Linked DNA regions of Mus musculus: region 2 is linked to region 1. A link is a contact called in ENCODE Hi-C or POLR2A ChIA-PET data. All regions are on one chromosome and are shown on one strand. Each heading gives the region's core, a stretch centred on a gene start or an enhancer-like site at or near the end of the contact. The rest is flanking DNA. Distances are from core to core; before and after follow the strand shown.

Evidence for each region. Hi-C counts contacts between places; a loop is a spot of excess contacts on that map. ChIA-PET counts read pairs that join two places held with the same protein, here RNA polymerase II (POLR2A).
Region 2: a map of T-helper 17 cell shows a loop between it and region 1 (2.6-fold over the local background). The contact joins the promoter of Fam214b here to the enhancer-like site in region 1. A Hi-C loop is called at or near these places in 1 of 37 maps with a recorded cell type or tissue (T-helper 17 cell). POLR2A ChIA-PET finds 5 or more read pairs at or near these places in 1 of 5 experiments (embryonic stem cell).

What each region holds. Positions count from the first base shown.
Region 1 is chr4:42,953,002-42,956,196 of GRCm38, reverse strand. It overlaps Dnajb5 (DnaJ heat shock protein family (Hsp40) member B5), which reads right to left. Exons shown (of 5, transcript NM_001355438.1): 3 at 2,812-3,056. Among named protein-coding and RNA genes, the nearest start is that of Dnajb5, 4.7 kb to the right of the region's middle. Within about 2 kb of position 1,721, at least 1 of the 3 ENCODE cell types and tissues checked has a DNase peak (open chromatin) inside an H3K27ac peak, as active enhancers do.
Region 2 is chr4:43,038,587-43,041,781 of GRCm38, reverse strand. Fam214b (family with sequence similarity 214, member B) reads left to right here and starts at 1,481. Exons shown (of 9, transcript NM_001253353.1): 1 at 1,481-1,816.

The sequences.
Region 1 (3,195 bases), core at 472-2,971:
TCCTGAGAGTCCCGTCAAGCTGAGTTAACCCATACATGGGAAAGTCAGGACTGGGAGACTTAGAAGACATGACTTAAGTTATATAACTATTCCCACTCACAGTCCAAAGACGCCTCATAAAGGTTGGTTTGTTGGCCACACCTGACTCCCATATCTCTACGAGACAGCCAGGGTTTGGCCACAGAGGAGGCGAATCAGTGAGTTGTCCTGAATTTAGTGTGGATACAGTTTAGGAGGAAGCCCTAATTCCACTCTGCTTCCTCTCTCCCTACAGTTTGCTCAAACTGGAAATCAAGAGTTCTCAAAAATCAAGAAAACTCATTGACATGAAAATGAGGAGCTGAGCCAGGCATGGTGGCACACGCCTTTAATCCCAGCACTTGGGAGGCAGAGGCAGGCGGATTTCTGAGTTCAAGGCCAGCCTGGTCTACAGAGTGAGTTCCAGGACAGCCAGGGCTACACAGAGAAACCCTGTCTCGAAAAATAAAAACAAACAAAAACCAAAATAAAACAAAAAAAAAACCCAAACAAAAAAAGAAAATGAGGAGCTATTTTCTCTAGAAAAAAAATACCAGTCACTTTATTTGCATATTGTGATCTAGTATTGTACAGCTTCAGGGACTGTCATTCCCATATTGTACAGACACAGACTATAATGGACCAGTGCCCTAGAGTAACACCATACCAGCCCTGTATCCCACATTGACTTGTGGAGCAACCACCACAAGTCAATGGCACCAAGCAAGGGATAACCCAGCTGCTCCCTCTTGTCAGAGGGACTTGGATTTCTGGATGGCGCTTTGATGGTGGACGCTTGGTGGAGCTGTAGGAAGGATGTGGATTAACACAGACTGATCTGGGACCTGTAGATTCAGGGGTGGGGTCCAGGCTAGAGGAAGGGCCTCTCTCACTGAGGCTTGTTTATTTAGTGCTGGGGGTGGGACTTAGGGCTGTGCGCTGCTCTAGACAAGTGCTCTAGCACTAGGCTACATTCTCAGCTTTTTGTGAGGCCTTTTATCTAAAATTTCAATTTGTCTTGGTAACCTGGGCTTAAATGATGTTTTGTTTTGTTTTGTTTTGTTTTGTTTCATGGGGCCACAAGGACAGATTTGGGTTTCATTAGAGAGGCCATGTAAGTAGCAGGCACTCCGGGGCTCGTGGCAGCTGCCTCTTAACCCCTTTCTTAAGACTTGGGGGAGAGGGTCTGCTCTTTCTCCCTGTTGAAGGGCAGCTGTGAAGCAAGTATAAGAAGCTAGGCAGAGCTTGGTGAGAGAGCAGGAGGCTGGCTAGATGACAACAGGGGGGTGATTCTCACTGTGGGGAGTCCTACTCCACCACCCACCCCACTTCAAGCAGGGAACAACTTGTCCCAAGCCAAGCCAGTGCTGCACACAAACTCTGGTACAATGATTCTGGCTGGCTGTTGAGGAAGAGGCAGGGTGGACGGCAATATAACTGACTTCTCAAGGCTACTTCTCCTTCCTTCAGTCTCAGAGGTTTTCCCTGGGTCACAGTGCACTTGATCTACCCCAGAACTCAGTGTCTAGGCTTAGGGTCCGAGTCTGAGTGTTGCCTTCACTTGGGCTTTGTCCCGATTGAGGTGGGGGAGGAAGTTTCTGGGTAGCTTCTCCCATCTTCCTATCAAAGGTTGGGCTAAGGGCAGGAGCGAATGCAGTTCTGAGACTGGCCACACGGGGGTGTGGTGCCCGCACTGCTTCCTTCTTTCCCACTCCCAATACTTCCCATCCTCCCAACTTAGCTGGGAGGATGCTGGGGATTTGAGCAGGTGCCTGGTCTCTCTGAGAATTGACAAGTCTGGGAATAATCAGGGAAAAATGGGATGAGCTCGCAGCATGGAGACTAAAGCGGGGGTGGGGGTGCGGGGGGGTCGGCGGGGGGGTCGGGAAGATGGGGCACAGGGAGGAGAGAGGCAGAGATGAGCAGGACACAACATGAAGAGGTGACACAAAGAACATTCTCTTGAGCCCCTGCACTTAATCAGGAATAGTACATGTCATTTAGCCTGGTTCATTCTGAGGGTAGACTGGGGAAAGCGAAGGGGACAATGAAAGAGCGGAGGATGTCGTTAGGAGGAAGGACAGTTCTTCCCAGTAAGGAGAGTCCTCAGCTGTGACAATGTCTCTTAATATAGCCTGACAGGTGCCCATGGCTGGCGGGTGGCAGGCGCCCCGAGGGGCAGGCCCAGAATTAGCAGCTGCATCATGCCTGTGGGATGTGCTGGGAGGAGCCACCCTCCCAGGGACTTTATTTGGGCCTTTCCTGCTGCCCTCCCTGTGCAGGGCCACCAGCTGCCCTAGGGAGAGGGTAAGATGCCAGCAACATCTCCCCTTCCACTCCTGGACCCCTGCCACTTCCTCTGCCATCCTAAGGGGGGTTGGGGGGGGTGGCAATAACCGGTTCCACTCAGAACTCTAGGAGTTAATTCGCTGGCTGGCTAGTCAGGGGCCAGACTTTTTATGCTGATGAATGTAAATGCCGTCCTCAGAGAGTCACAGGCTCTCTCTCTCTCCCCAACCTTTCTGATCAGCCAATGAAGCAGCGGGCACTTCAGGCAGGACTAATAAGGCTGGGAAGGGAAGAAGGTGGGGGGAGGGGGAGGCCTCTGGCACAGTGTCCAGGCCTCTCTAGGGCCAGAAGGGGATGAGGGAGGGAGAAGAGTGTGGTGGGGAGGAGAGTGAGTCGGGGCCAGGTAAGTGAGGGAACTTGCCTCCCTCAACGCTGCTGCTGCTCCGAGAACCAGGGCTCACCCAGGGCTCCAGACAAACGGGGTCTGGTGCTCTGTCTCCTTACCTTCCTCACCATACTGGTCGTACAGGCTCCGCTTCTTAGGGTCACTCAGCACATCGTAGGCCTCAGCAATCTCCTTAAACTTCTCCTCGGCGTTGGGCTCTTTGTTCTTGTCTGGGTGGTACTTCAAGGCCATCTTCCGATAGGCCTTCTTGATCTCATCCTCATTGGCCCCAGACGGGATCCCAAGAATCTTGTAATAATCTTTTCCCATCACAGCCACTGGACCGGTGCTGGGCTCCTTGTTCCTGAAAGAGCCCAGGGCCAGTCTTTGATGCCCTACTCTCTACAGCCCAGGCCCACTCCTGATGATCCTGCAGTCCTTAAATGACTCCCTGTGTGACCTTCAGCAGGTCATGCCTATTCTCTGGGCCTCTGTCTCCCCAT
Region 2 (3,195 bases), core at 232-2,731, 86 kb before region 1:
CTTGTGTTTAGGGCTTTGAGACTTTTTAAAATCCTGCTGGGCAGTGGTGGCGCACGCCTTAAATCCCAGCACTTGGGAGGCAGAGGCAGGCGGATTTCTGAGTTCGAGGCCAGCCTGGTCTACAGAGTGAGTTCCAGGACAGCCAGGGCTACTCAGAGAAACCCTGTCTCGAAAACCAAAAAAATTCTGCTCCTTCGTAGCAGGGAATTCAATCTTAGGGAGCTGGGGTCTTTTTTAGGGAGTTCCTCCTACTCAGTAGAGGTAAGGAGAAAGCATACTAGAGGTCTGTTGTGTACTTGTATTAATTGTAAAACCCAGAGAGGAAGTAGGGGGGGCCCTCTTTTTACAGTCCAGTAATAAACTAATGGTCCTGGGGACTCATAGCATAGGCAAAGCATTGGCTTCTACTTCCTTTGGTTCTGCTGTTTGTTCCCTGTTTCTGTGACCGACAGGGAGAAAAGGCCTGAGTTGGTGACAACCTGTCTGACTTGCTGATAAGTTCAGAAGACAAAGTAGACAAGGCTATCCATTTTCTCAGGTTATCTCGAGAGCACTCCCTGTAAAAAGTGTCTGTGAATGCCCAGTCCTCGCAAAAATTCCGTCCTGGTTATTTACAGAGCTAAGGACAAAGGTTAGGGATGCTGACTATAATGCTGCTTAATTTGGCTGGCTCTGGGCTGGGCCCGGGGCCCTGTGACTCAGGGGGAGCTTGGTGAGTTTCGAGGGAGCTGTGAGTCATGAAGACGAACTTGGTCTCCATCTGACTTTGGGCAGAAGGCCTTCTAACTCACTTCTTAGGATGCTCTGTTTCCTCGGAGCAGAGGCCTGTCAGCAAAGAGTGCTCCAAAGCCTGGTCTCGGAAGGGTTTTGAGAGTCCCTGAAATGTCAGCCTCCTGGGGTCTCTAACAAAGACAAAAAGGGGGTGGGAGAGGATGCCATCTTTCAGTATGGATAGAAATAAGGTACGACTGTAGTAGGTCTTTTTTTCCTGCTCTTGTAGAAAGCTTACTCGATAGCAACCCTTTTACCTGGAGCTGTTTCGGGATGTGGGGGCGAATGGGCTTGGGGATATGTAGGGTTGGGTTTGGTGTGACTTGGAGATTGTTGAGATTTATCTGTGAACACACTGGAGCTTCATATTAATTTACTTCAGAACAGGAAGTGTGGAGGAGAAAGGTTTGTTGAGCCCTGAGAGAATGAAGTCTGAATGGGGTTAAATGACAGGGCAGAGAATTGCTTAGGACTTGGACAGAAAAAGGGTTAAGGAGGTGGGCGGAGCGACATTGGGTAGGCCTGCCCTTATGTGGACCAATAGGCGTGCGCTCCTTGAAGAGGGCGTGACTCACGCTTGAGGTTGCTGAGAGGCTGGCCTCCACTGGGCCAATGAACATAGTTGTTGCCCATAGAGGGTGTGGTCTGAGGGGGGCGTGGCAGCCGTGGTCGCAGTGCTGGGGGTGGCTGGGCGCTGGGCGGGGCGGGCGGCCCCATCAGCTGGTAGGAAATGGCCTGTGAGTCAGAGGGGCAGCTGAGTCTGCGGCGCGGAGCCGGGGCGGCCCCGGGGAGGGACCGTCGCAGGGAGGGGTGCAACAGCAGCTAGAGGGGCTGCGGACGCCAGAGCCCGCTAGTGTTGCACACGAAGCTGATCAGGGAAGGGCCAAGCAGAGCAAGGCTCTCAGCCTAAGCCACCCTTTGTCTGGGTTGGGGGCCCGTAGTAGGGGGGACTGGTTATCCGAGGGGAGGGACCGGGACGGGGACGGGACCGGGACGGAAGGGCCCGGAGCAGCGGCCACCGCGGCGGAGCCAATTTGGGAGCGGGGTGAGTGTGTACTAGGTGGAAGGATCAGATCTCCAAAACCTCTGCAGGGTATGGGGCCTGTCCCAGACTGTGAAGAAGGGATGAGAACCGACCTGGGAGGCTAAGCAGGGGGTGGGAGGAATCGTCCAGAACAAGGAGTCCAGGAGTCAAGGTGAGTCTCCCCGTCTGAGTTTGGAGGGGTTTCTGAGGTCTGCTCCCTCTCTATTAAAGGTGAAGGGCTCTAGGCCAGAGTGAGAGCGAGTGTGAAAGCAGAGATTAACCTTTCTACTCAGAACAGTGGTCTTGGGAACAGTCACCCTAGCGTGTGTAGACTTGTGTGAGGACAAAATGTACAGCAGTGAGCAGCAGGACTCTGCCCAGGATAAGAGTGGAAAACACATGGGTAGGAATTCTTACCCTAACCTTCCTTAGGGTAAAAATGGGTGTCTTGAGAGTGAAGGGAAGGATAGAATGAGCCTAGGTGTTCTTCTTGTACCACAACCTCTCCCACCTCCCAGGTCTAACAAGTATCTGAGGGTACAGACCTCATGGTATTCTGGGACTTGTTGTTTTTGCTGGCCTTGCTCTCGGCATGTTGGGAGCTGTAGTCCTTGGCAGCCACAGTCTGGCACAGCTGTTTAATGCCAGCTGCTGCCCATCCCCAGCATGGAGGGCGAGGTTTGGCTTATACTGGCTTGTCCCTTCTCCCGGCAGTCCTACCCCATGAGTCAGCTTGAAGCTGGGTGGCAGAGGAGTGAGTCTTCGAGCGTCTCTGGGCAGGGAGGGAACTAATAGGACTCTGGATTAATGAGCAGATGCCAGCATGCTGGGGTCAAGTAGGGCATCATGTCATCACCTGGCTTCCTCGAGGCAAGGGCTCAGGAGGGCAACTGAGATGACCTGGAAATTGGGGTGCTCAGGAAAACGCCCTTCTTGAACTTTAAAGCTTGGGTGGAGACTAGGAGGGGAAGAAAGGAGAACAGGTCATACTCTCACGACACTGCTACTACTGGCGTTCTCCGCTTTCTAGCCATCTCACCCACATGAAGGACTGGAATGTTCTTAGGGTCTCATTCGGAAGGGGGCCTGGTGAAATGGCAAGGTGTGGTCTGAAAGGAAGGCAATGGCTGATGTAGGAGAGTCCCTACGTGTAAATGTCCCCCCTCTCTCCGTCTCCTGCCACCACATGAACTGCTGCAGTTCCCCATGTACAATTAATCTCTCCACTCTTCACCCATACAGTGTGTCTCTACACTGTCAGGCTGCTGACCAGATCACTGGTGCTAGCTCGGATTTAGGCTTTTTTTTTTTTTTTTTTTTTTTTTTTTTTTGAATCTTGATGTGTGTTTCTCCTGAGCTTGAAGTTGGGCTGGGGAAGAAACACAGTCCTGTCCTCGGGC